7 separate regions of the Mus musculus genome follow, and all the other regions are linked to region 1. A link is a loop called in an ENCODE intact Hi-C map of the cell type or tissue named here. Cell type or tissue: left cerebral cortex. All regions are shown on one strand.

Evidence for each region. A loop is a pair of places that touch in the nucleus more often than their neighbours do. Peaks named below come from ENCODE experiments on the same cell type or tissue, not always from the same donor. Only the 100,000 strongest peaks of a DNase experiment are listed, where the experiment ranks them.
Region 2: a loop joins it to region 1, with 2.9 times the contacts of the local background. A loop is called at or near these places in 2 of 42 quality-filtered maps.
Region 3: a loop joins it to region 1, with 2.6 times the contacts of the local background. A loop is called at or near these places in 13 of 42 quality-filtered maps.
Region 4: a loop joins it to region 1, with 2.5 times the contacts of the local background. A loop is called at or near these places in 24 of 42 quality-filtered maps.
Region 5: a loop joins it to region 1, with 2.6 times the contacts of the local background. A loop is called at or near these places in 13 of 42 quality-filtered maps.
Region 6: it touches region 1 in a loop (3-fold over the local background); 2 of 42 quality-filtered maps call a loop at or near these places.
Region 7: a loop joins it to region 1, with 4 times the contacts of the local background. A loop is called at or near these places in 11 of 42 quality-filtered maps.

Annotation. Positions count from the first base shown.
Region 1 is chr10:75,634,196-75,638,195 of GRCm38, reverse strand. Susd2 (sushi domain containing 2) reads left to right here. Exons shown (of 15, transcript NM_027890.5): 12 at 1-231; 13 at 338-514; 14 at 590-695; 15 at 826-1,577. The coding sequence ends at 850. Gm40695 (a long non-coding RNA gene) reads left to right here and starts at 1,811. Exons shown (of 2, transcript XR_871832.3): 1 at 1,811-3,536. In left cerebral cortex, a CTCF peak has its summit at 2,331; a DNase peak (open chromatin) is centred at 2,343.
Region 2 is chr10:75,717,903-75,721,902 of GRCm38, reverse strand. Cabin1 (calcineurin binding protein 1) reads left to right here. Exons shown (of 37, transcript NM_172549.3): 23 at 364-625. Among named protein-coding and RNA genes, the nearest start is that of Gm40696, 23 kb to the right of the region's middle. In left cerebral cortex, a CTCF peak has its summit at 1,506 (motif pointing right); a DNase peak (open chromatin) is centred at 1,504.
Region 3 is chr10:75,710,631-75,714,630 of GRCm38, reverse strand. It overlaps Cabin1 (calcineurin binding protein 1), which reads left to right. Exons shown (of 37, transcript NM_172549.3): 26 at 1,000-1,178. Among named protein-coding and RNA genes, the nearest start is that of Gm40696, 15 kb to the right of the region's middle. In left cerebral cortex, no CTCF peak of the experiment used is centred here; DNase peaks (open chromatin) are centred at 1,383 and 1,613.
Region 4 is chr10:75,583,994-75,587,993 of GRCm38, reverse strand. It overlaps Ggt1 (gamma-glutamyltransferase 1), which reads right to left. Exons shown (of 15, transcript NM_001379537.1): 11 at 2,987-3,174; 12 at 2,709-2,836; 13 at 2,495-2,607; 14 at 2,290-2,403; 15 at 1,801-2,113. The coding sequence ends at 1,967. Among named protein-coding and RNA genes, the nearest start is that of Ggt5, 3.4 kb to the left of the region's middle. In left cerebral cortex, a CTCF peak has its summit at 1,595 (motif pointing left); a DNase peak (open chromatin) is centred at 1,579.
Region 5 is chr10:75,702,456-75,706,455 of GRCm38, reverse strand. All of the region lies in intron 26 of Cabin1 (calcineurin binding protein 1), which reads left to right. The region is part of intron 2 of Gm40696 (a long non-coding RNA gene); the gene reads right to left. Among named protein-coding and RNA genes, the nearest start is that of Gm40696, 7.3 kb to the right of the region's middle. In left cerebral cortex, CTCF peaks have their summits at 2,195 (motif pointing left) and 2,742 (motif pointing right); a DNase peak (open chromatin) is centred at 2,035; H3K27ac peaks cover 1,923 bases.
Region 6 is chr10:75,950,385-75,954,384 of GRCm38, reverse strand. Gm40698 (a long non-coding RNA gene) reads left to right here. Exons shown (of 2, transcript XR_871837.3): 1 at 1-142; 2 at 361-535. Among named protein-coding and RNA genes, the nearest start is that of Gm5134, 2.1 kb to the left of the region's middle. In left cerebral cortex, a CTCF peak has its summit at 2,489; a DNase peak (open chromatin) is centred at 2,502; H3K4me3 peaks cover 1,119 bases.
Region 7 is chr10:75,851,978-75,855,977 of GRCm38, reverse strand. No RefSeq gene overlaps it. Among named protein-coding and RNA genes, the nearest start is that of Mif, 6.3 kb to the left of the region's middle. In left cerebral cortex, a CTCF peak has its summit at 2,297 (motif pointing right); DNase peaks (open chromatin) are centred at 337, 785 and 2,319.

The DNA of each region.
Region 1 (4,000 bases):
GGCTTCTGGTCTACCAATTCGTGTACGGACCCAAGCACAACCCCAACTTCAAACCACTCTTCCCTGATGAGACCACACTCAGCCCCAGCCAGACAGAAGATGTGGCCAGACTGTGTGAGGGTGACCGTTTCTGCATCCTTGATGTGATGAGCACAGGAAGCTCGAGCGTGGGCAACGCCACCCGGATTGCCCACCAACTGCACCAGCACCGTCTGAAGAGCCTGCAGCCTGGTAGGGAGTGGGGAGGGACTCAAGGGGTGGACCTCTCAGATCGCCTAGCACTCCCTCCCCCCCATTCAGTGGCCAGCAGTTCAGGCCTGTCCTCTGCTCTGCCCAGTGGTATCCTGTGGCTGGCTACCCCCACCTGCAAACGGGCATAAGGAAGGCTTGAGGTACCTGGAAGGATCCGTTGTCCGATTCAGCTGCAACAATGGCTACAGCTTGGTGGGGCCGGAGAGTAGCACCTGTCAGGCTGATGGAAAGTGGTCTATGCCTACCCCAGAGTGTCAGCCAGGTGAGCTGCCCCTCCCATCCTGCCTCTGCATGCCTGTGCCTTCCTGGCCTTTGTCGCCACTTTCATCTCTCTCAGGGCGGAGCTACACGGTGCTACTGAGTATCATCTTCGGAGGCCTGGCCATAGTGGCACTGATCTCTATCATCTATATGATGCTGCATCGCCGCAGGAAGAGCAACATGTAAGACCCTACCTGTGTGAGGGCATCACTCAAGAACTCCCACCCCCAGCCCCGCTGCTCTTTAGCTTTCTTAGGACCTAAGAGCAGTTGGCGGGACTCCGGTGCCATGTTAAACCTATCTCTGTTGTAGGACCATGTGGAGCTCACAGCCCTGAGACCAGAGCACACTTGGCTGACAGCATCGGGCCACGTGCTCACCAAGACCCAGTCTCCCCGGGAGAAGCGCAAAGAACATGTACCCTAGTCCTATGAATGCCACATCTAGTATCTGTGCCTTGAACACTATGGACCCAATACCTGTCCTAGCCTGTCCTTCTGACTGAGACATGATACCGGATAGTCTTAACTCCAGAACCCCACCCCCAACACTTCTCCATCAGTAACCTGCACTTCCTTTGTCTATTGGTTATGACTCTAACTCCTCAGACTTAAGGGATGGCCTTCTTGTCCCGTCCTAGAACTGGAGTACCTATGTCCCAAGCCCTGCGTTGGAAGCTCCCATTTCAGTTCCTCACTCCCCAGAGCCTGATAAACTGAGACCTGGTGCCTGCCTTCCTGTGAGGTCCCCCAGAGCTAAACTGCCTTGATTCCTGCCCCATGGAACAACTTGAGAGCTCGGGTTGGCTCAGTCCCACAATGAAGAGTGGCCCCGGAGCCTGAGCAGTGAGAAAGAGAACTGTCCAGCAGAGAAGAGACCTCTTTTGTACCCCAGGCTTCTACTCTTACCTCTTCTCTAGCATACTCAGGAACGCCCTTCCATCCCCATACAAGAACACAAGCTCATGTTACATCTTTCCTGGTTCCCGTCTGTTTGTGTTTCCCCACGGTTCCATAACTGTCCGTGAGGTCACCCACTAATAGCATCAGAGTTTGAGCCCTGCCTGCTTCCTCTGCTCCTGCTTCCCATGGCGTACGTAGTCTCTCCCGAGCTTTTCCACAGATAGGGTGGGATTTAGAAGAATGGTGATGCCGGGGCGGTGGTGGCGCACACCTTTAATCCCAGCACTTGGGAGGCAGAGACAGGCGGACTTCTGAGTTCGAGGCCAGCCTGGTCTACAGAGTGAGTTCCAGGACAGCCAGGGCTACACAGAGAAACCCTGTCTTGAAAAAAAAAAAAAAAAAGAATAAGAATAAGAATGGTGGGTGGTACCCAGTGGGAAGGCCAGTGCCTGCAAAAGGCTCAACTGGGCTGTCATAGTCATGAGATGAAAGAGTCAGGTGCCCTCTGGCTAATCCCACCTCCTCCCCAGACCTGATGACACTGGTTCAATTGTTGATGAGCTGCTGGGCTGCTCACAGGAAAGGCAACATCCCACTCTGGTGTTCTCTGAGAAAAAGGTACCTTGTACAATCCTGGCTTGGGCTCCAAGCCCTGCCCAGTTGCTGCCACTTCTCAGATAAGCACAGAATTAAGCCTCATTTATTTGACCTAGATCGACTTTCTTGGAAGCACAGATCAGTAGGCAGCAGAACGGCCAGCGGGGCCCAAAGTTCTCCTTTGTGGAAAGACCCCCTGAGTGAGGGCTGTGAAAAGCCTAGGCAGAGTTGGGTAGGATCAGAATTGTTTCTCAGACAGAGAGTGTGATAGAGCTCCACCTACCGAATCCCGTAGGGAAGTTTCTGTGGGACTTATTGTGTTCTGCAATTTCAGGAGCAGCCACGCGGGGGCAGAAGAGAGCAGGAACAGTGAACCCTGATGGCCGCAGAAGTGCCAGATCCTAGGTGGTTGGGAATGATAGCCCTTGCCTGTTTGGTCACACTCACGGCCAAGGTTTCTGCACACCCCACACCCCACGCCCCCTAGGTTGTACGGGTTTGTCCAGCTGAAGAGGCGCCCAGAGTTCTCTTATTTAACTTTACCCTTAGCCAGAAGTCCTGGCAAGAAATGGAAGAGCTGAGCACCAGGGACAGGTCCCTCCGAGGGTTTCCAGAAAGAACTGAATGAAGAGGCACATTATGTGTAAACGACTGGGAACTACAGGCTTGAAGGATGGAGCACCCAGGATGCTAGAGGAGGGGACAGCCTCATTGGTTCTGACTTTCCAATCCCCGCCCCCGCCCCGCCCCCATAGCCTTGCTTCTTATTTTTCTTTAGGTTTGCAGCTCAGGATAGGGTAGGACTGAGGGGTTTTTTTGTCTTGCCTGTTCGTCTGGTACTTTCCTCTCAGATGAGGTAAAGCAAGGCTTGTGTCCTACTGCTTGAGTCCCCAGAGGGTCCCTGAGCCAAGTTAAGCCAGGCCAGATGCTCGACCATGAGTGGGACGCTAGCTTCTTAGACCGGGCCTGGACATGTGAGATCAAGGCAAGCCGCTGCAGATCTGTCAGAATAGCCTAGAAGTCTACACCAGGACCACAGGGGTTCCAAGCTGAGAATGGCAGCAGGCTTATAGCTTAGCTACTTAGGAGGCTGAAACAGGAGGATTGCTTTAACCTGTAAGTATGGGGCTAACCTATTCCCCACGGTGAGGCCCTTGTCTCGAAAAAAAAAAAAAAAAAAAGACAGGTTAGTCAGGGTCATTTCAGTTAAAGGTCTTTCTGGGGAGCGGCAAAGATGCGGGGGTGGGGGTAGAGGGGGGTGACTTACGATGACTTTCTTGCATCCAGCAGCATCCAGACTTCATCGTGAAGGCACGGCCTCTTTTGACCTGAAGTTGCTCCCACTACAACCCAGGGTGTGCCCTAGACTTGTCTGTCCCTGCACCTCCCATCTAAAGGACGAAAAATGGGTTCTCTGGCTGAGAGCCTGGCCCCAAACAGCTACCATCTTCAGTGCCAAGGACAGGCTGGACTGGGAAGCCCCATAACCTGATGGGGATTTTCCTAAGAGTCCAGAGAAGCCAGGTACGGCTCCCACCAGTGTGAAGGTGGAAGATACCAGAGCAAGCGAAGACCCTCAGAGACATGAAAGGGCCTTAGCCTTAGAGAGGCATCTCTAATGGCGAGTTTGCAGGAGGCAATGCCGGCAATTTGTGAACCCTTGGTTGGAGTGATGGAATATCCAAATATCCGAACCTAGTGTCCTGCCCTTGGGTCCTTGTACAAGGGATAGGCAGTAATGCATGGGCTTGGAAACAGGGGTTGGGAGACCCAAGAGAGGAAATAGGGGCCCGTAAAGCACTCGCAGGGTCCTACCATCAACTCTAGACAGACAGACAGACAGAAAGGAGATATGCACTCTTGGATTGATGGGGGCCCAGGAACCCACAGAAACCAGAACGGTGAGGTCATGTAGGTATACCCAGTCCGAGAGTCACAGAAGTAACTGTGTGACAGCAGAGTCTGGCTACTGAAGCAGAGGAAAGTAC
Region 2 (4,000 bases), 84 kb before region 1:
TGAGAAAGCTCTCCCATGCTTGCTGTCCTCTGCACCAGCGTGTCTTTGGTGTCTTTCCTGCTTCTCTCTTGCACGGTGTCACGCGAGCGTGTTGGAGGGTAGTAAAAGCACCTCTGGGTTTCCCTGGCTGCTTCTGCCTTTGCCATCTCCTGGGGTGATCAGAGAGTTCCGCACGCCAGTTTTAAGGTGTGGTGGGCTGAACTGATGGTGTATAGGAGGGGCAGCATTAGCTCTGCTTCCATAGTGTCTGCCGACTGTCTGTCAGGCTGTAGTATCTGCCGGACTCTCTGTCAAGCTGTAGTGTCTGCCGTCCATCCTTCAGGTCAGCAATGTTGGTAGCTGTTGCTTTTCTCACTACCCTAGGTTTGACTCCTGGGCGGGAATGGCTCTGGCCCGGGCCAGCCGAATTCAGGACAAGCTGAACTCAAATGAGCTGAAGAGTGATGGGCCCATCTGGAAACATGCCACACCTGTTCTCAACTGCTTCCGGAGGGCCCTTGAGATTGACAGCTCTAATTTGTCCTTGTGGATTGAGTATGGTACCATGTCCTATGCCTTACACTCTTTCGCATCCCGTCAGCTGAAGCAGTGGAGAAGTGAGCTGCCCCCGGAGCTTGTGCAGCAGGTGAGGAGGGTGCTACAGAGGGCCTGCCATTGTCTGTCTAAATAGGCTGGCCTAGGTCCCTGCTGCTCTTTGTTCTGACACACCAGCTCTCTGGGACATGTGAACTGTTTTCCTGCAGGAATGTTGTTGTTTCTTGGTCGTTGGGCACCTAGTCCATTGACAACAATTTCAGAGGTAGACTCTTATGACCTGCCTGACTGGTCATCAGTTTGAACGGAGTTGAGTAGTGAAGAAGGGATAAGACCATCTGAAGTAGGCACCGATTCCCTGTTTCCAGAGAAGGACGTGGGGGCCGCGGTAATATGCTTGGCCTGGCATTAGGGTTTTCAGTTGCCATGTGTGGTGTTCCTCTCGGCAGGATGCAGGTCTGACCTACAGCTCTGCTCTGTAGAGCATCACTGGTTCCTTCAGATGCAAGTGAAGGGATCGCTCCGACATGCTTTCGGATTTCTTAGCAGCAGGTGGAGGCTGCTAGAGATCAGACCTGGTGAGCACAGACTGCTGTAGAGCTACATCCCCACACCATGCAGGCCAGCGGGGCAGTAAGAGGTTGGAGCTCAGGAAGATCTCTGAGGAAGAAGGTTGAAGGAGCTGACCAGTCAGGTAGATAGTACTTGGTTTCAGGTTTTGCACTGATCATCTGTGATGAAAACCCCAGGCAAGATGATGGCACTGCCGACACTGTTGACACTGCTGGGTGGCTGGAAGAGACCCTCTGCACTCGCCACTGCCCTCCTCTGAAGCGTTGTTGCCTTGATGGGGAGCTGACAGTGTGCTGAGGTCCCTACTGCCTCTAGGACCCTGCAGAGTAAGACACTGGCCTGCAGAGCCTCTGAACTTGGCAGATGATACTGCAAAAGCTGAGGAAGAATGCAGCAGTAGACTTCTCCACTAGAGGTTGCCAGTTTTATATCTGAGCTGCATCCTTAACAGTCTGCCCTGAACACAAGGCTACTGTTTGAGAACCTCGGCTCCGAGAGAGTCATGAAGTGAACCCACTTAATGAGGACTGAGTTACTGTAATCAATAGTGAATAAAAGATGTCATTGGGCCTTATGAAAAAATTAGTCGTGAAAATGCCTCCTGAATCTTGTGTCACTAGAACTTGACAGTTCAAGAATGTGCTCTTCTTTGTGAGCAGAGCTGAAGTTGACTCTTGGAGAGCTCAGCTTTCTGTCGGTTGTAGGATTCTGTAACACACACCTTTCACCTTTGCAGCATGCATTTTAGAAAGCTACGTTTCCAAAGCTACTTGGGAGCGACCTCCCTTGCCCTGGGACTCTCTGAATCCTCTGTGCCTTTCAGGGGTATTCTCTTGGCAGGTAATGGTCAGCTGTGCTCACTGTGAGTTCTGGAGCATAAAGGCTCAGAGTTTGCACACTTGAGGGGCAGCACGACCCTGGGCTTCCCTGCTGTTGTGTGAGGCCTCAAGGCACTGCTGCTGTCCTCATCTGTGCTCGGGCACCTCGCCCTCAGCTTAGTAGCTCGTCTCTGGCTTCTAGACTCAAAGCAGTTTGGTCCCCATGTTTTTCTTCCTCAGTGTGCAGACTGTATGAACTCTATAGATAAGTGAGAATAGGGGCTCCATACTTGGCTGGGTCTTTTGGGTAGGCGTGGAGCTTGTTAAAAGGACGTACCAGGGACCTGCAGACAGAAGCTGTGCTTTTGCAAGCTCCTGGGTGGGCATTATGTTTTCCTTTATTATTTTTTTAAATTTATTTTTTTCTTCAGTAGTTTAGATGTGACATCATAGGGATAGGCTTGAGCCCAGAAGCAGAGAGTATGTGTGAGAAGTGTCCTTAGAGGTCCCAGCCCACTGCTAACAGGGCAGATATCAAGTGCTGTGCAGGGCCTTGTCCTGACAAGAACAGAGTGGAGAAGTGCCTGCATTGCCTCTCATCTAAGCATCACCTCCTTTAAGAAGTTGTTATTTATCTTTCTAGACTGTACAAGGAAACAAAGCCTTTTTACACACAAGTGGTGTGTACATTTAGAAAAGTCTAGGAGGATTTGCCTGTTGGACTTTTCCTTTCATCCTGGATGCCAGTGTACTAAATGCAGTGTCTGGCTTCCCTTTTCCCTCAGCCTGTGCTGTAGATCTCTACTCGGGTCACTTTCTACGGCTCCAATACAATCCTTTTAAATGTGAACTCAACTTTGTTATAGCCGACCATACAGAAACCCCTTATTGCTTCATTGGGTGGCCTTATAACAGTAGGGACACAATTATCCTCCAGGTAGACACACTGAGGTGAGGTAGTCCCTCCCCGTGAGGGAAGACTTGTTCCGAGAACCGAGAGGACCTTTTGCAGAGCTTTATTTGTCCAGCTCCTGCAGGTAGAGGGCAAACTTGACATCTCCTGACCTGGAGGAAGGGAGAGGTTTGGCCTCAGTATCTGGGGTGCATACTGCCCTGCAGGGCTGCCCTGTGTTCCCTGGGCTCCTTCCACCCCTGGGGAGGCAGATTTCTAGGATACAGTCCCCGGGTTGCTTAAGCTGTGTTTTTTTTTACTATGTCTGAGAACTAGGCTGTTGCACCTGTTTGCCATATCTGAACTGCTGTGGTCTTTAGCTTTTGCCTGCAAACTTGCCAGAGATGGTATGGGGAAGTGGAAATATTCCTATGATGTTGGATTTAAGGCATGGAGAAAGAATTGGGGACCAGAACTTCCTAACCAAGTGACTCGGAGGGGGTGACTTGACATTGTTTCTGTGTTTCATGCTACATATGAAAACGACCCATTCCTTCTCCCAAGCAGCACTGGGAGATGTCAGCCAGGATGCCAGCACAGGCACTCAATACACAGGGAGGCTGAAAGGCTGTGAGTAAGGGTATCCATTCTGTCAGAGGGTGACAAGCCAGAATGGAGTCAAATGGCATAGCTTCTGACCACTGTCCCTCTTCCTCCTGAGTGGGATATTGTTCCCGCTGAACTTAGCAAAACTAGGGACAGTGACAGAGCCACACAGCTATTAAGCAGTGCAAGCAGAAGAACTACATTTAAGCAGCTGCCTTTCCCTTAAATAGACTGGCTGTAGGGCCTCGTTTTCGAGGCAGTATGACAGAATCCCTCTGCTTGCATGTCCCACTGAGCGTGTGGGAGCAAGGTGCTCATTCCCTGCACTGGGGCTTTACGCTGTAAAGGATGCCTGGTTTTTTGAGATCAATGAGGCATAGTTGTATCAGCCTTCTTCCTCCTTAACCTCCTTCCAGTTGTAACCTGTGTGGCTGAGGGACACCAGTCCTTACCACGGCCATGCAGGTTATAGTTGGGAACCCTAGAAAGAGATCAATAGGAACTTCATAAACTCATACCGTTAAGGTGCTACAGAAAGAAGCTAAAAGAAAGGACCTTTGAGTTAACGAGAAATGAC
Region 3 (4,000 bases), 76 kb before region 1:
ACCCAGGAGCCTGTGTATGTTAGGCAAGTGTTTAGCCACTGTGGTACCCTACCCCCAGCCCCCCAGTCCCCTGGGTTCCTTAATTAAAAACAAAATAAATGAAAACCTAAGCAAGGCATCGACTGCTTGTGGAGGAGCCCCTCGGGGTAGGGTGCTTGCTTTTGTGGGTTGGAACTGAGAAAGAGTAACTCAGTGTCCCATTTTCTTTCAAATGCTGACTGGGCAGCGTGTAAGCATGCATCCTTGTCCAGTGCCGTGTAGCTGTCTGTCATAGTCATTGTTGAACTTCCCCGCTTTCTCAGCCCCTGACTCAAGTGGCAGGGCTGTCTCTCTTCTCCATCTCTCTTCCTGGCAGTTGTGGAGGTTTATGGGGTGACTTTCCTGTTCTGTTTGTTTTTCCTCTCTCAAACTCTGATAAAATTCTCCTCAAACTTCAACAAAGAACAACTGAGGGTGTTTAATTGCTCACCTTTCAGCAGTGGGCCTGGGACGCCATCTGTGCTGACCTGTTTAGACCTTTTCCCTGCCTCATACCTTTGCTGCATAGTGAAGATGTCCAGTGTTACATGAACAGGAAGGATAGTTCTACTCCCCCCTCCTCCCCGTTACCAATGTTGTACTTGTGCAAGCCTGCGCTGGTGTGTACTTGTTTGTGGATGCTCATTTGTGGAGGATTGGCTGTGCTGAGATATCTTGCAGAAAGGCTCTGACTTGGTGTGCATGCTAAGGATATGTTTGACACTTCCCCTGCAAGATTTCCCGAGCCTGAAACCAGAACGTGTTAGCCCCTGGCCAGAGAAGTTGGGCAGCATCCATTTAGAAGCTGGAGGCTGTGAGGGTGATATGGGGGAAGCCCTTCCTCCTTAGTGCATTAGCCACTCGAGACAGGGACCACTCAAGGTATGTGGAGCAGCAGCCCCCGCCCGGGAAGGGTGCTGACCCACAGGAACATTTCTTTCCTCATAGTGTGGACATTGACGTGCAGCTTTGTCCCCACAGGGAGAAGGCCTGCCTGGTGGATGAGGACTCCCACTCTTCAGCTGGGACACTGCCGGGCCCCGGAGCCTCCCTTCCCTCCTCCTCTGGCCCAGGTCTGACATCCCCACCTTACACAGCCACTCCGATTGACCACGATTACGTCAAATGTAAAAAACCCCATCAGCAGGCGGCGCCGGACGGTATAGTCCCTGTTCTCCCTACTGTGCCAAGGGCGGCACACCAGCTACGGGGAGGGTGCTTTGAGCGACTTCATTTGTCGCTTTGTTTTGGCGAGGGGGGTGCTGGGTCTGGGGTGACACGGGCAATGTTGCGGCTGCTCATTTACCTCATGGATTCACAGTGCTTGTGCTTCCAAGACATGCTCAGGTCGCCATCTGCCTACGTCCATGTGGGAGGCAGGGAAGGAGCAGGTCTGGCGGAAGCAGCTTCCTTTTGAGATTGCATTTTCCTACCTGCAAAAATGGGGGTGCTGGCATCTTTGAATGACATTTGGAAGCCCTGTAGGCTGCCTGGAGTGATTCTTGTCACTGTCAGCTCCATGTGGCCTGCGCCTGTCTGCAGCACATTGTCATGGCTCTGTCCTGTGGTAGGTAGGCCATAACTAACACTAAGTCTGTCACTCTTGGGCATCTAGAGGCTGTTCCATGTGGGATGAGGCAGGTGGCGACTATTCCGTCACATTTCTTACTAACAGTAGGAGGCTTGCATGCTGGCCTATAGCTTAATCTTTCCATGGTCTCACCTGTACAGTAACAAGCTGGTGACAGTGTACTTGGCATAAGCAAACTGATGGACTTAGAGGGTCATTAAAGTGGAACCCCAGAGAGCTGGTGATAGTGCTTAAAGACACCCTCACTCCATGTCACTCATCTCATCTGAGCTGTTACTCTGCCTTCCAGGATGGGGATGTGACACTCCTGGGTAGGGTAGAATTGGTGCCAGGGCCGTTCCTATGTCAGGTGGTTCTTAGGGGAAGGATGGGTGCTCTGAGTGCCATGGTAGCTCTCACTTGGAGGTCTAGTAGAGAGCTGAGGGGGCAGAGCTATCCTGGCTCCACGGAGGTCTGCCCTGTATACAGATTCCTGGGGAACATGGGCGACTCTTCCAAGATTGCTGTGTTGAGATCCATTTCAGAAAAGCCCTGGAGAAGCATGGCACAGTGGCTAGATCCCCTCTGCTCCTCTGGGGCTGGTGTTTCAGTGATCTCCTGGGAGAACACTTGAGCATCCATCTAGATTTGGTTTGGTCCTGCATCATATATGTTGAAAAAGAGACTGAGGATCTATGCATGCCTTGTGTCTCCACCACCTCCCAGTGGGCTGTGTCTTTGATAAGGCCCTGTATTTACAGTTCTCTAGAGCAGAAATGAGAAGATCCAACCCCTGGCTCCTCCTGTCTCCAGCTCAGCAGATCTCTCTGTGGAAGAGCCTCTTCCTCTTCTTTATTAACTCATATTGTTTGGGAGACCCACCCCGTTCCAGCCATTGACCTTTGAAGGTACTGAGCAGACACAGTAGAAGTAGACCCTTGCTGTGAGTTTCTGCTAGATACCCTTGGTGCTGATGCAGCCTCCACATCATGTTATGTATCTACCTGCCCTGTGTTCCTGGACTGGGGAGGACCTGTACCAGCTTTGCAGCCCCTCCAACCAGCTCAGACTGCAGGTACCACGGACTTGCCTGTCCACCCACAGGGTTGATCATGCTTTTAGGAGCAGGAAGGAGGGAGACAGGAGTACCTCAGAGGAGCCCATGGCATCACTTGGCCCTGATGGGCTTGCTAAGCCATGTGGCACATGTATGAGCATAGAGCTATTAGGGAAGTGCTGCAGAGTTCAGGCACTAGGTAAGTGTATGGTGCTAACTAATAGTTAGTTGTTCTGGAAGTTTGCAGAACAAGGAAGTTCAGATAGACTTTCAGTAGCTCCAAAATGTTAACTGTGGAGCCACTGGGTTTCCATACCTCATTTCTGTCCAGGCCCAGTACATGGAGAGCATAGCACTTTGAGAACCCCCAGCCTCTTCACCCTCTGCAGCCTACAGAAGTATCTGTAATATGAAAATGGTTAGACCCCTAAATTTAATAGAGCCCTAAATTAGTTGTACTCTTCAGATGTGATATCCTTTTCATCAGTTTCTGGTTCCTAGGGAAAGGGCCAGACCTTAGGCAGAAACAAGCAGGTTGCAAAGTAAGGCATTTGCTGGTAGCTTGAAATCATACTACTTACCACTACTCCTGCTTCATGAGCTGACCCAAGACAGGGTATTAATACTTGCTCTTAAGTCGAGGCTCCCTCCCAGTATAACTAGGGTGCTTCTAGCCTGGTACCACTTAGACTAGGGAGTTGAGGTCAGATGGAAGGGCATGGGCAGTACCCTGGAGTTGAGAGACCTCTGAGTTCCAAACTGACTCTACCGATTACATGCTCAGCTTCCTTTGACACAGGCCTTGGTTGATTTGCACAGCCTGGCCGCTTCTAGATGTAGTTCTTCAGGTCATCCGTGAACTAGAAGCTCATAGGGTGGAAGCCCAGGTCCTGGGGTATGCCATTATTCTTGGGTTTTTTTTTTACCCCAACTCTCTAGCTAGAGTATGGCCTCAGGTGTGTAGGCACTGCCACGTGACTCATCAGGCTATGGACAGAGGAAGCTCCTTCCTAGGATAAGACCCAGCTTCACTGTCCGACCTGTCCTGACTTGGCCACTGTGCTGCATGCACTGAAGGTGGGCGCTGGGCGCTTCTTGCAGACTCACACTTGTTTTATGATTGGCCCTTGAGGCCACAGTAGTCAGCCATCATATCCAGCTCTTCTTACCAAGGTCACAAGGCCACCCCAGATTGACCAAACTGAGGTGGAAGGGAGAGGGAGGGATAGTTGAGACGGAGTTTCTTCCAGTGTATCTCCTGGAATTGGCCCATGTGCTTCGTATTGAGACTCCCTGTCTCCGGGGAGAAGTACGTGTCATGTATTCTGTAAACTTTAAGGGGGCTCCCAGTTATT
Region 4 (4,000 bases), 50 kb after region 1:
CAACCAGGAACCAAAGCACATTCTTGAATGTAGGCCAGTCCACTCACGGGCCACTGTCCCCTAAGGCCAAAGCAGTATGGGGGGAACAAGCAGACACAAGGGTAGGTTATCTTCCCCTCCTGGTCCCTGGCTGGGACATCCTGGTCAGGCGCAGACCAGAGTTCAGAGGCAGTTCTACGGATTCTCAAGGCTTGCTATCATACTGGACTTGGCTGGGAAGGCCAGGTCTGGTGGCTCCAAAGGCCCTTATCCAGGAAGTAACATGGAAAGGCACTAGAAAGGGGATGGTCACTCAAGTCCCCAAGTCTCCAAAGAAGCTCTGGGCTATACGCAGTGGGTCTGGGAGAGCGCGGTACACTTCAAGCACCCTGGGTCCATGGAAATCTCCGGCCAGTCCAGTGGGGCATGAAACACTGATATACCATATCTTAATATATTGGCCTAGGGAATCCTGCCTTCTCCCCTTCAAATATGGATTGAGGAATGGCTGGCACCCCCCCCTTCAGCCCAGCTTCTGTGTTCCCCAAGGAGCCCCAGAGATAGAGAGCTTTAGAGCTCAGACATGGAGCACACCTACAGGAAAACCCTGCTTTCCCATGGGCAGGTTGGAAACACCAGGACTTCTAGCCTCCTGGGACCCTCCTCCAGCCACTGGGTCCCTTCCCTCAGGGACCCCCAACTTGTGCTCACTTTAAGGGGCAATATTTAGCTCCTAGGCTGTGACTACCCCGGTGGCTCACTTCTACATTGTCTCCAAGTGTCTCTTTACCTCGTGGTCACAGCTGTGAGTTCTATAGACCTTGACACAGCATGAGGGGCTGCCCTTAAAGAGTGTGTTGGCTAGTTTTATATCAACTTGACACAAACTAGAGTCATCAGAGAGGGAGCCTCAACTGAGAAAATACCTCCATAAGATCTAGCTGTGGGCAAGCCTGCAGGACAGTTTTTAAATTAGTGATGGATGGAGGAGGGTTTAGCCTATTGTGGGTGGCGCCATCCCTGGGCTGAAGGTCCTGGGTTCTATAAGAAAGAAGGCTGAACAAGCCATGAGGAGCAAGTCGCACTCTTCCATGGCCCCTGTATTGGCTCCTGTCTCCAGGTTCCTGGCCCGTCTGAGTGCCTGTCCTTACCTTTCATGGTCAACTGTGATGTGGAAATGTAAGCCAAATAAACCCTTTCCTCTCCAAGCTGCTTTGGTCATGGTCTTTCATTGCAGCAATAGAAACCCTGACTAACACAAGGAGGGATGTATCTAATGGTGCTCTTCTGGGCTCATCCATTGTGAGCTGTGTTCCCCTTGTGGATCTGTGGGTTTTCTATAGCTGGCGGACCTGCTGGGACTGTCTGTTTGTTTGAGAACTGGGCCTCTTGCAAGACAAGCTTGGCTTTCACTCTGGGTTTGTGCTTGGAAAGTGACCTCAAGTATGGCCTTAGCCAAATTGCCTTGTTTTTGTCTCTAGTCTACTCTCCTTCAGTTTTACCCCCTAAGTGCGGGCCAATGAGAGCCCACATCTGTCCTAGAAGCATTCTCCACCCACAGCTACAGTGTCATTGCTTTGTTCCAGTTAATGGCAAGGTCGGGGCGCCCTCTAGTGGCTGATATTGCAAGTGTCACTGCTTAGGACAATTTAGGTGTTCTGTTTACCCCATCCCCCTAACTCTCAGGCACGGTGGGATTCCCCCCACTTAAAGGTTGGTGTTAGCTTCATGACTTAACATCACGGTAAGTCTTAGGATCCTGCCTTGTCATTTTCCAAGTGAGATGACTCCATTTCATACACAAGACACTAAAGTCCATGATATGGAAAGTTCAGCCCGCAAAGGCTTCCCGCAGCTTGGCGGTGGCCTCCATTTATTGCGCTCCCTCTGTCCCACCCAGAGGCGGCATGTTCTCCAACGTCCCACTCTTGCTCCTGTTCCCATTCTCGTCCCTTGGCTGCGGGTCAATCTTGCCTCTTCCGGGCACTCAGTAGCCAGCAGGTTCCCCGCCTTTTCTGGAGTCTGAGGCAGCTGCCCAACCACCTGATGCTCGAACGACAGCCTGAACTACAGCGATGAAGGTGGGCGTGACTTCTGTATGGTGGTGCCGAATCTTCAGGCCTGCAGTCACCACCTGGGGTGTGTGTGTGTGTGTGTGTGAGAGAGAGAGAGAGAGAGAGAGAGAGAGAGAGAGAAAGGACAGGGCACGTCTCAGCAGGGCCACAGATTTGTCGTAACTCAGAAGATGCCAGCCTCTAGGATGCTCTCTCATCCCACACCATGATTCTGTCTCCTCAGCTCCCAGCCTACCTGATCAATGTCTTTCTCTACCGTTGTGGTATTAGGTAAAAGCTGGTTGTGCAGCCGGGGCTCCTCCACAGCTCTCTTCACATCGTATCCGAACCACAGGCTGTTGATGATGGCCTGGCGGGAAAGGATACCAATATGTCAGTATAGCCCAGGAGCAAGGGCAGAGAGAGACAGGAGCAGGAAAGGGCAGGCAAAAGGCACATACCAGTGCAACAGATGTGGTGATCTGGGTACCCCCTGAGGCTCCGACCACCATGCGAACCTGGCCGTCCTTATCCAGGATGATTGAGGGACACATGGATGAAAGAGGCTGCTTACCTATGATCCATAGGAGGAGACAGGGGGCTGGTCTGCTGCCTGCCTAGGGTACCAGCCCCCTCCCAACTCATGCCCTGCATCCCAGGATTCCCACCCTGCACCTGGCTTGATGAAGTTGGCTGGTGAGGGGGCTACCCTGAACTGGTTGATGAAGTTGGGCGAGCTGAAGTCATCCATCTCATCATTAAACAGGATGCCACTGACCCGAGACAGGACCTTGGAGCCAAAGCTGAAGATAGGCCAGCTCAGATAATGATATACAACCCAGCCATTCCCCACCTGGTCCCCACCCAGCCCAGGCCAAGAGCACTTACTAGGAGCCCCACCCACCCACCCACCCCCAGGTCCCTGCTCTGCCCAGCAGCTGCACAGCCCCTACTAGAGGTTGATGGTACTAGTGGCAGCCACAGCACTGCCATCCTCTGAAACCGCAGACAGGTGAGCGGTGCCTCCATCATCCTGAAGGTAGAATTCAGGCTCATAGTAGGCGGCTGGGTGGGTGGTTTCATCAGTGATGCGGGCTCGGAGCTGGGTGGCGTAGAACTCAGAGCTCATGTTGCGGATCACCTGCCGAGACCCCAGAGCTGGCCTGAGGAGGTTAGGAGGGAGGAGGCGGGAAGGGGATGCAACAGGGCTGTCCCAGCTGGTCTTAGGAAGCCCCAGCCGCGGATCTTACCTCTATGCTAAACCAGGACCTCCCCAGGACTAGGGACAGTACCTTCTAAATCCCGTCCGACACCCTCTTTAACCTCCAGCCTGTGACTGTCTGTCCCTCAAGCCACTAGACCCTTGCCATGTTCTTACATGATCTGTGTGATTGTTTATGGAACTTGTGGTCAGAGCTGAAGAATCAGCAGGGAAGATTCGAGTCTTGAACAGTGTAACATGGAGAGAACACTAGTAGGCAGGGAGAGTATTGGAAATGGGAGGCCAGACGACAGGAATAGAGAGGCAGGAAGCATTCTAGTGGAGAGCCCTGAATGAAACCTGAGGGGTAAGGCTGGTGAGATGGCTCAGCGGTTAAGAGCACTGACTGCTCTTCTGGAGGTCCTGAGTTCCAATCCCAGCAACTACATAGTGGCTTATAACCACCCGTAATGAGATCTGACGCCCTCTTCTGGTGTGTCTGAAGACAGCTACAGTGCACTTACATATAATAAATAAGTCTTTAGGGAAAATAAACCCTCTGATAATGGAGAATGAACAGGATGAAGGAAGAGGCTTGACTTCGGCTTTTTGCTACAAGCCACACAGGCTTGGGGTAGAGGAGTAAGCAGGATGAGAAAGATTTTCATAGGTTCCATCTGGGGGGGTCCCAGAGAAGACTGTGGACAACCACCACATGACAGATGAAGATGTCACTGTGGGTGGGAGAAAAATATAGTGGCCTTGA
Region 5 (4,000 bases), 68 kb before region 1:
AGGAGGAGGAGGAGGAGGAGAGGCTGCCCCAGGCTTCACACAGTTTTCCTTGTTACTCCTAACTAACTGATCCGACTTTAGAGTCTAAGGCTGGCCTTCTGTTGTGGGAGAGCTACTAGGCTCTGTTGTTTGTCTGATTTCATCCAGCCCCTGAGCCATCCTTCATTAGCTGGTCGCAGAAAGAGGGTACTTTTATCATATTGCGAAATGTGCCTGGCACACTTTCTCTCTTATCTTTGTCTGTTTGCCTCCTCAAGGTCCTCAGTCAGCTGTGCCAGAGAAGATATGGCTCCCTGGGAGAGGGGATGGGGAGGCTCTGTATGCATGCACACTACAGCAACCTACTTATCTATTTATATTTTAAAGTCAGATCCTGACAGGTAGCGCAGGCTGGCTCCTGCCTTAGCTTCCTGAGTGCAGGGATTATAGTTGTATACCACAGGCTAGGCTTCTGGGTATCTTCTAAGAGTTTTTCATTCGTCTTTACCCTATGGCTCTGAAAGAAGGGAAACTTGGCTTCCTCTGGCCAGTTGGGTACTTGATGTGGAACCATGTGTGTCTTCTTGGACTTTGTAATCAGGATTATCTTACCCACCATTTCATACTCACCAGACCTGCAGGAACAGAGAAAAACAAAATCCTGAACTTTGCAACCTCTTAACGTATCTTATTTGAAGAAATTCACCTTTGCTGAGTGTGGTGACACTTGCCTGCAATCCCAGAAATCAAGAGCCTGAAGTAGGAGGATCCCAAGGCCCAGGGCTGTGTAGTAACGTTCTTACTGCAAAGGAGGAGAAGGAGGAGGGGGATGGGGTAGCAAGACAGAGGGAGGGCTCATTAGGAAAAGACACATACTATGCCTGAGGGACCTTCCACGTACACACAATGCTCGCATTGCATTCACATGTATACAATGAAGAGAAAAGAAGTTGCAATTTAAAGTTTCTAATCTTGGGCCTGGAGAAGATGGCTCAGAGAATAAGAGCACTTGCCTTTCTTCCAGGGGACTTAGATCAATCCTCAGCACCCGTGTTACATGGCTCACAACCTCCTCTAGCTCCAGCTTCAGGGGATTCAACACTCTGGCCTCTACACATAATTTAAAAAATACAAGTCTTTCATGCCTTTAGTCTTGGAAGAAGCAGGACAGGAGAAGATACTTACCCTCTTTCTAGCCAAGGATGACTTGGCTAGTTTCTGATGCTCTTGCCTCTCCTAGTGGGTATGGGAGTTACTAGTTTATGTGGTGCTGAGAATTGAGCCTAGGGCTTTATGCATGCCAGATAGAAATCCTAATGACTGGCCTACATCTACTGACCTATGTCGATGGCCATTGCCGTCTTCTATTTCTAATACATGTAAGCCCCCAGCATCCCACGAGCAGGCAGCAGCCTGCCCTGCTGGCTCCGGCTTCCTAGTCTTTGTTGTGTACAACCTTTAACCCCCGGCACTGTCCAGCACTGTGACCTTTAGGTGTTGCCACAGGACTGTGGTGATTCTGGCTCCATTAGCTGTGCTTTTATTAGGGCTGCTTTATACTGTGTTCATCCCTGAGGAGAGAACTGGAGCTACCACAACATCCTCAGTAGCGGTGGCAGCCTGAGCTCTGCCAGCTCTCAGAGCTTCTCACGCATGTGAGAGGTTGGGGAAGTGCATCCCCAGGCTGTCCAGCCTGGCCCCTCCCCTGTGGCTGCTGTGCCTCTCATGGCATTTTAAGAGGCTTAAGAGTGTTCTCTCTGCGGGGTGTTGCTTTTCAGTGGAGCACAACCCTCCGTTCCATCATCTCTTCTTGCCCACAGCATTCCCGTTATAGTCTGGCTGTCTTCCCCATGTTGCTTGTGGATCCGTGGTCCCCTCGTGTTGAAGCATTGCGCAGGCATTAGCTCATTAGGAGTAAATACCCATTTGCTCAAGTCAATCCTCTGTTTTTACAATGATCACAGCTGGGATTCCACCAAACTGGCAATTCCTTTAGGCTGCGAGCCTAACAGCTTGAGAGCCAGTGAGCTAGTGAGGCATTGTGCCAGTGGTGAGATCATCCTGGCAAAGCCTGGATGCTTTCCTGAAGCTCAGTGTTGGTTGGCTATGCTTCTCAGTCTGCAGTCCCCACAGCGTGTTTCCTGTTGCCTGAGATGAGCTGGCCCTGGCCTGGCTCTCTTGGGGATGCTAACAGCAAGGGCATGGCTGCCATCTTCTGGAGACTTTCAGGCCTCTCTGGCATTGCCCAAGCTATTCATGTTTCTGTCTAGGCCAGTGCGAATGCTGTGGGATGGGATAGGTCATTATGCTGTCATTAGCGTGTGTGAGGGGGTAGAGCCTGTGGAGATCCCATGTTCAGGAATAAGGATGCTTGTGTTAAGAAACATGAAATGGGAGCCCTAAGGCAGTAGACTTACTCAGCCATGTTTGTCTAGCATGTCAGTAGCAGATATGAGATTGGAATGTGCACCAAAGACCCTTTAGTTCAAAGTTCTTCAACAAGGGCTAGCAAGATAGAGCAGGTAAAGGCACTCGCTAAGCAAGCCTGTTCCCTGAGGCCTGTGCCTGGAGTCCTCATGTAGATGGAGGAGATGACTGATGAAAGCATTGTCCTCTGGCCTCTGTAATGCTGTGGTTCTCCCCCATGTATCCATTATACTGACTTTTTATATGATTACTGTAAGTGTAATTAATAATGGTCACCATTTCTCAATATTCTCTTTCTACGGAGACAGCAATGGGCTATCAGTCCTGCAGAGGGAGCAGTGGTCCCTTACAGTGGAGACCCAAGATGGAGTTTCTTCTGAGTGTAGCAGGCCTGGCCTTTATCCCTCACTCAGGACTTAGGAAGCCCCATGCCTGACCCTGAAAGTAAGGAAGAGCTTTTTATCAAGTAAGACAATTCCAGCTTTGGTCTCTTCTGTGGCCCAAATCCTCTGTTTTTATTACATCTGGCCAGCTGAACTTAGGAGCTATCACTCACTGGGCTGTGGACCTGACAGCCGTCTCTACTGTGCTACGTGTTGACACCTCCGTCTCATGGCCAGAGCAGCAGAGCAGGTATTGGAGGTCAGAGCTAGTTCTCAGTGTTCCTCTGCAAGTCTCTCTCTTGGCTTGAGGTCAGTGATTGGGCACTGGTTAAGAAAGGGCACCCGTAACCCACTGCAGTGTGGCTCAGCAAAACTATTCAGAATAAAATGTCTGATGGTTAGTGTGTGGCATTACTGATAAATCGTACCTAGTCTCTGTAACAATTAGGAATGGATAATTGGGCTGACATTTTTATGGGTGCCAGGTATTGCACAGGCACCTGTGTTTAATGACCTGTGTAATCATAATGACAGTTTTGGAAATGGTCACTGTTCTTTAGTTTTACATAGAGGGGAACCAAAGTGCAAATCACTGTGGCATGGATTTTAGGTTTTCCAGGCTCGAACAAAGGAGCAGGATTTCAGCACTGACAGTCTGCCCTGCCAGGCTCCGGGCTTTCTACTTTTTGTAAACAATTCCACCTTGTTTCCCATTTTCCCACCAAGTAGCTTGTACAATCCCCTGGGATTACCTGCTGATACAGTCACCAGTGTTTGATGTCTAAGGTTCTGAAGGAGGACTGGGAGGGCCACAGTGGGGCTGTGTCTGCCTCTGCCCCATCTCAGCATAGCTGGTCAGTGACAGGGTGAATTTGGACTTGGCTCTCTAGATCCCTACTTCACCCTCAGATACCCAAACTACTTTATCACTTATTCACTGATTGCACAAATGTGGTTTGTGCCTTCCGGCTAACAGTGACACCATTAGTCACCACCAACCTGAAGACACTGCACTTCTTCACAGCACTGTAAGGGTCTTCCGGCTTCTTGTGGTTTTTATGCATTTTACTTTTGTGTGTTTTAGAAGGCTTCATGCTTTGCTGCTACTTTAGTTTAGGTTTAGTTTAGTTTTGACACCAGGTCTTGTGTTCTCCCTCATCAGTGCTGGCCTTACAGCTGAGCAGCAGCACACACACCTGGTAGAAGAAGGC
Region 6 (4,000 bases), 320 kb before region 1:
CACTTGGGAGGCAGAGGCAAGCAGGCGGATTTCTGAGTTCGAGTCCAGCCTGGTCCACAGAGTAAGTTCCAGGACAGCCAGGGATACACAGAGAAGCCCTCGAAACAACAACGTCAACAACAAACCTGGGGCTGTGAGGCTGGTGAGATGGCTTAGCGGTTAAGAGCACTGACTGTTCTTCCGGAGGTCATGAGTTCAATAGGGAATGGAGGGAAAGAGAGAGACGGAGACATACCGGGTGTGCGGGAGGAGGTCAGGGGAGGGAAGGAGAGGGAGAGAGGGAGCCTTGCCTGGTCAGTCCCTATGCAGTCTCTCCATCATTAGCCACAAAGGATCATCCTTGGCTAAATTTTGGCGCAGGTGGGACTAATGTGGGACAACTGAAGAAGGGTCGTTAATGACGTCTTTATGAGCTATAGCGGATCATGGAGCAGATTTTGAAACCAGTAACATCTCTTCCGTCTTCATTTTCGGTTTATATTTGATCTTAGTGGATGTTCGCATTATTTTTAATTAAAATGTGATATCAAACTGGTATCTACCTCAATTCCATTTTTCTTTTGTTTTGTTTGTTTGTTTGTTGTTTTTGGCACTTAAACTGTGTGCCAAGGCGCTTCCTTTGCTTATCTCACCACAGCCACAGCTCTGGATGGCAGAGCTAACCTCAGGAGCCGTGCCATTTTATGCAAGTAAATTTTGTTTTGTTTTGTTTTGTTTTGTTTTGTTTTGTTTGAGACAGGGTTTCTCTGTGTAGCCCTGGCTGTCCTGGAACTCACTCTGTAGACCACACAGGACTCGAACTCAGTGATCTGCCTGCCTCTGCCTCCCAAGTGCTGGGATTAAAGGCATGCACCACCAACTCCCGGCTTACAATTCAACTTCTTAAATGATTTATTTTCTCTGTATGGGCTGGGCAGGGAAGAGCTTTCTCTTCTGCAGTCTCAACCCTGGATCTTGTTTCTTTTCTGGGATGGCAATCTTCTTTCTCCCTCTCCCGTGTTCCTTGTCCGGGAATTCTAGAAGTCCTGCCTCTGTCTCCCTGCCCAGCCTTTTGCCTCCGGCAACTGTATTTACCAATCAAAGCCAAGTAGGAGCAGGAGCCCTCAGCGTCTTATGTGTCGAGGTATGAATCCCCCTGTAATTTTGGGAGTCCAATTAACATAATACAAGCAACAAACCAATGAACAAAGACCAATGAAGGAATGCCCGAGTAACAGGAACACCCTTCTTGTATGTCCTTTTACACGGACTGCGAACCAAAGTTGTGACTTAGCTTTCAGACTAGTCCCTTCCTCAAAAGATCCAGATGTGAGGTGGGTCTTCCCCACTCAGATGATTCAATCAGGAATAATCCCTCATGGCTTGGGGTTTAGTTGATTCCAGATGTGGTCAAGCTGACAAGCAAGATTAGGCATCACGTGACGTACAAATGTATATAATACATACAATAACGGGCTATTTGTTAAGTAGAGGGTGGTAGATGTCAGCTGGGGACTGCAGTAGCAGTGCTGCTAGCTGACTGCAATAAATGGCAAAGATTTCTACCTGGATGGGAATAATCAGAATCGCTAGGACTGACTCTAAGTATGAGATGTGCTTCTCGACCATAGTGCTCCTCCCATACATGAAATGACTTGTCTCTTGAATTTTGGGTGAACATAGTCGTTTCTGTTGCAATATTTATGTGTGTGTGTGTGGGGGGGGTTATTGCTGTATGTACATCTGCACACCAGAAGACGGCACCAGACAGTTTCAAGCTGCCACGTGGGTGCTGGGAACTGAACTCAAGACCTTGGGAAGAGCAGTCAGTGCTCTTAACCCCCAATAAGTCTTTTCCATTTCTCCCTGTGCATGTACACACACACACACACACACACACACACACACACACACTCCGTCTTTCTCTTTCTCTTCCCCTCTGTCTCCTTCCCCCTGGTGACTTCTCAGGCCTCATTTGGTCCTTGGGACCAGTGAATCCACCTGAGAGCTGATTACCATTAAACCTGCCTTTGTATATTTTAATTTGGCTTAACTGGCTCATTTCACCATTGGAGAATAAGTAGCTTATCAAAAACATTTTCAAAAATCTCAGAAGCTGGGCAGTGGTGGCGCATGCCTTTAATCCCAGCACTTGGGAGGCAGAGGCAGGTGGATTTCTACCGAAGTGAGTTCCAGGACAGCCAGGACTACACAGAGAAACGCTGTCTCGAAAAAGAAAAAAAGAAAGAACATCTCAGGATTACCCTTGTAGTAGACCACACTGGAAGCAAAAAATCGTTGGTTGTAATTTTAAATTACAAATTAACTATTAAATTGGGAATTTTTAGTGCTGAGGGATTAATAGGATTGGGGTTGGATTTGATCGAAGTATGTGATATGCATTAGAGCCGCCAGGGGGAGATATTGCTCCAAAAGATAACTCCTAACCTCAGGAGTGAAATCACTCTGGACTAACGGAGGGAGACCTGTGGTACCTCTCCAAGTATTCAATCTTCCCTAGAAAGAATAGGCAAATTTAAAGAGAAAAACACCCTTGAGATGGGGGAGTTCAGTCCCTGTTTCTCTTCCCACATTCTAAGACACGGTCTGAAATTGCTTAGATCTCCCACATGGTGTCGCTGTCTACCCATAAATAAGCAAAAAAAAAAGTCACGCTTGCTTTTTTTTTTTTTTTTTTTTAAAGTTATTTATTTGGGTTTTGAGATAGGATCTCGTGGTTTAGCTTTGACTGTCGTGAAACTTGTTATATACACCAGTATAATCTCGAACTCACAAAGATCTGCCCATTGCCTCAGAGGCCAGTTGGCAATCCTGATTCAGGCTCCCAAGTGCTTAGGGTTCTCCGTGTCCTGCAAACGCTCTGAGTGGTCAGAGCATTTGACCATTTTTTAGTAACCCTGACTGAGAACGTGTAGCAGTGCCACACTTAATGAGTTTCGAGATGGTGAGTTGCTGGAGAGTAAGGGAGGGGTGAGACGACCACGGAGTTCTTTATCTGCCCCCCACCCCCACCCCACCCCACCACTCTGTTAAATGTTTCCAGACTGAAAATCCAAAGATCTGGAATCCCAAACCGCCCACCTCTCTCGGGAACTCATACCCCCCACCAAAGCCTAGCACAGGCAAACGCTAGGCTCAATCACGGTTTCTAAGCTGGATGAGAGGCCGCAGATCCGCGCACCGAGCTCCCCGCAGATCGTGCGCCAATTGGGGCACCCTCGCGGTGGTCCAACTGAGCCATAGGTAGATCTGGTGGTGGAGCGGGAAGGACCAGTGGAGAGGACGCAGGGGGGCATCTGGGCAGGGACAGGACCACCAGCTGGCCGGCGGGGCGGAGCCACATCCGACTCCCCCAGGGCCTGGAGCCCTGCTCCCCAGGTGTCCCCCACCCCCAGCACCACCCCAGCAAACTACCCTGCCCTTCCCCACCCGTGGGCACTTCCGGAACCACTCTAGGCCTCAGGAGGTCTCATCATCTCTGTGCTCCTGCTGCTGAGCCTGGCCGCTGGTGGCCTGGTGTCCCTAAAGCATGTTCTAGCACAGCGGAGCGGAGCCCGCGCTGGACGGAGCGCACAGGAAAATACTGAGGTTGGGAAAGGCGAGTCTAGAGCCTCCAATTACAGCTGAACCTTCCTTGAGGCTAGGCTCGAGATCCTTTATTCAAAGGTAATCCTGGCCAGACATGTCCCCCTCCCCCACCGCTCATATAGGACCACAATGAGGTGAAGGTGGATGAAAGCAAGAAGGGCGAGAAGAGTGTAAGCTAGACCCTTCTGGGACTCCGTAACCCCCAAACGCGGCATCTGGATGCTCATCTCCAGAAATGAGGTACTTCTTCAGAGCCCTGGCGAAGCAGCTGGATACGTCTGTTTTTATGCACGTTTTTTATGTGTGTCTCTTTGCTTTTTATATCCTGGGGGTTGAGCCCAGGGCCACTGTTTATACTTTTCAAATCCTCTTATCGCTGATCTGTGACACCCTCACCCCCACCCCTGCCAGC
Region 7 (4,000 bases), 220 kb before region 1:
TTTTGGGCCTCAGTTTCCCCCATCTGTGAAATGAAGGGGTTCACTATATAAATATATGCCATGCCTCCATATTCACCCAATCGTGAAGATGGATCGGCACATTTTCCATCTCGGGTGGCCTGTGCCTGTACTCAGGTCTTGATAAATTGTAAAACCCCTCCATTTGTGCCGCACCAGCCTCGAAGTGCGGAGATGAGGCGTGGGGCGGGACATCTGAAAGAGTATCACGTGATCAGGCTGATGCGGTGAACAGAGGCCTGGAGCACCGCTCTGAGATGATTCCGCCAGGAGCCGGCCAGCGTACCCCATTGGGCCCATGCTGAAGGGATCCACCACTCTCTAAAGCTGGCAGGTGGCCTGATCAGTTTGAGTCACTGTCTTCTGAGCAATAGCTGAAGATGGAGCTGGTGGCTCTCCCAAAGCAGTGTTTCACTTGTTGAGAGGGTTGAGTAATGTCCAGAGGTTTTCCTTTGTTTTGACTTGAACTGGACACGCAGGTTCATAACCCACCATCTTAGTTTCTCTACATTCTAAAAGAAGTCTAGGATCCCTATTGGTGAAGAAAAATGGATTTATTTACAGTTCTAGCCAAATTAGTAAGAGGAAAAAGTTATTTTGGGCATTTCCTTGGCTTCCTTGAATTAGGGTTTCATCTTCCTCCATAGTGAAGATGAGTCAGGCCTAAGACAGCTTTTGGAGGCAGGAGAATCTAGAAGGCAGGTTACTGGGCCACCAGACTTTCCGGAAGGGGGTTCCACTTCTGGCACTAGCTCAGGCTTTCGACATGGGGGCCATCTGGAGAAACCCGTGTTCCTTGGCTCCCTTCCTGTCATCTCTTGTGCCAGAGTTACAGTTCTAGATGACTATGCTGCTTGAGTCTTCCCTACCGTGGGCAGCTAAACGCCATCCTCACATCCGCCCACCCCTTCCCCTTCCATTCTCAAGAAGCAGCACCATACTAGGCCCCCAGACCTGTGGGACTCTCTGGGTGAGAGGGTCCAGGACCAGGATAGGGACATGATGCAAACAGACCCACCAGTGGGCCTCACAGCTCCCTCTAACCCCCACCCCACCGAGGCTAGTGTGTCCAGTGCTCATGTACAAGAGATAGCAGTTGTTCTGGTCCCCAGTGCCCTCCACCGGGCAAGCTTGGAGTCTGTACTCACAATCACTAACTTACTAGGGCATTCCTAAACCCACTAACAGCTAGATTCCAATACGGCTCCAGACTGAAAAGCTACCAAGGAGATTCCATCTTTGTGTTCCTAGAAACCTTTTTTTTGTTGTTTTTTTGTTTTTTGTTTTTTTAATGTATATATTTTTATTTCTTATGTATATATTTACCTCCCTCTTACAATTTTTTTATTATCCTTTTGAGAGATCTATGAGGACTGAATTTTCGTCACCTGCTTCAACTCCTCAAAGGTTACCCCTCAATTCTATGGTCCTTTAGTTATTATTGCCTACACACATATACTGTGTTATAACTCTGAGGGGAAAGGTGTCCTGGCATTTGAGAGCCAAGGATTACCACAGAGTCACCCCACAAAAAAACCTCACACAGATTGGGAGGAAAAAACCCAGGCCCGTGCCTGCCACTGCTCAGAAGGTGCAGAGAACTGAGCAGAAGACAGGGTTTATAAAGCATTTGGGGGCGGGGCGGGGCGGGGGTGGGGCCAAGATGTCCAGGGTGGGGATTGGTGGGATTACAAGTCCTGAGCTTGGGCTTTTTACTCTGTAGGGCTGGGTCTAGGTCGGGCTGTTAAAGTACTTAGACTGTTCTATGAGTGGAACCTGTCAGTTCTCAGAGGAGGGATAGATGTACATATATATATTTATAAACATGTGAATATATTTGTATCTATTTATAAAATACAACCTTCAGTGTGGGCTCATATGTACATGTGTTTAGGCCTGACCGTCACCTGGGATTGGGTAATGTATTGGGGGAGGGGGTCATCCCTGGAGGACTCCCTTCTCACATTAGCAGGTAATATAGGTTTAGGTGGCCCAAATTCGAATGCCAAAAGAGTTCTCTTCTGCCACTTCCCTCCCACCCCAGGGTGACCCTTCTCTCAGATTTCTCCAGAGAAGGCCTAAATTCACGCACATCACACACGTCCGCTCAACTCCAGCTTTCTCTACAAGTAGCACTTTACACTTGTCTAAGACTTGACCAGAGTGACTCCATCTTTTAGCCAGATGCTCAGTTTTTCTGTGCGCCCGACTGCTGCACAATAGGCCAACTTTCCGGTCACAATGTATCTTTGCCTTTTGTCCTCTCAATGCCTCTAGTGAGCCACCTCTGATGAGCTAACACTAGGTGGCGCTCTGAACCCAGATATCATTTTGCTCTGGGTGTAGGACAATCACATTAAAAAAAAAAAAAAAAAAAAAGCAAGCCGGGCGTGATCCCAGCACTCGGCCTTTAATCTCAGCACTCGGGAGGCAGAGGCAGGCGGATTTCTGAGTTCGAGGCCAGCCTGGTCTACAAAGTGAGTTCCAGGACAGCCAGGGCCATACAGAGAAACCCTGTCCTATACAGAGAAAACAAAAACAAAAAAGCTTGGAGTTCCGGTGCCCATGCCAGCCCGTGCCATTATAAGTAATCTTATTTTGCCAAGGTAGATTTGTCAGAATCTTTGATTTGCTAGGGCCCTCATTATTAGGGGGTGAATAATGTTTCTTTTCCGTCTTCCTAGGAAAATCATACTACATACTTTTAAGTAAAAAAAAAAAAAGTCTACTGTGGTGCCTGCAGATCGCTTTTTGTCCCCCACCACCACCCCCACCACCACCCCCCATGCAGGACAGGCCACAGTTAAGATTTTGTAAGACCGGAAAAGCCTTACGTCCGGGATGCCACTCACAGGGACGCAGAGTCGAAGATCGATGCAAAGCGCAAGAGGTTTATTGATCCAGCATGCTGGGGTTGTCCTGAAATCAGGATGGAAGCGACCCCGCGTAGCTAAAGCACACACCTTTTATACATTTTTTAGAGCACTTCTCAGTCCCAGTTTAGGGCTGGCAGTTTATCATTGGTTAACCTTTAACTGCATTACGGGGCCAGACTTAAGGACCGGAGACTATCTCTCTTAGTGAGTAAACTTAAGGAACAGAGGCCAATTCTGGGAAAAGAATATCTTGACATTTTTACAACAACTTAACCTAATGACAAGTTCAGGCCATTTTCAGCCTTTTCTATGCTATGTGTGAAACTCATAAAACTGCTTACTCAAGAGAGGGGTGTCACTCCCTAGGGCTCTACTGGCCTCTCAGAGGGGAGTGGCCCAGCTAGGCAAGGAACAGGAGGCCTTCCCATCCTCATTTTGTCATTTGGGGGAACTTGCTTGTCATTCATAGCAACAGGCTCTGGTCTTTCTCTAGGTTTGAGGAGTATGAGGGGGAGGGGGCGGGGCGGGACCTATTCAGAGGGTGGCCAGACGTTTTTCTCATCATTTTTGAGGGTTCTTTTCCCACTGGGTTGTGTTTTTGCCTTAAGAGTGCTTTCATCTGAACCTTGTTGTTACAGCATGGGCCTTTAACCAAGCACTGCAGACGCAGAGGCAGGCAGGCGGATCTCTCTGAGTTCGAGGCCAGCCTGGACTACGCGAGTTCCAGGACAGAGAAGCGCCGTGGGGGGTGGGGGGGGGGAGAGTTCGTTTATCCATCCAAAGCCCTAGGTCTTGGTTAATTGCAGATATTTTCTGAGACCATCAGTCCACCTTGGGCTCACAATAGGCAGAGCTAGTTTGCCCTCAGCACTATGGTACCACCTTGGTCATGAAACGATGGGGAAATTTTCTGTCCCTCCTTTGGGGGCTGTCCAGCTCTGGCTTCTTTCTTACCTCACCCCACCCTCTTCTCCATTGCTCCCCGCTGCCCACCTCCACCCCACCTGCTGAATGGTCCGGTCCCATTTTCCTGAAGTGTGTCTGCCCACCCACGAGGGGCCCCAGCTGTGTCTCCTGTGAATGAGGCCATTCAGGCAGCTGTGATA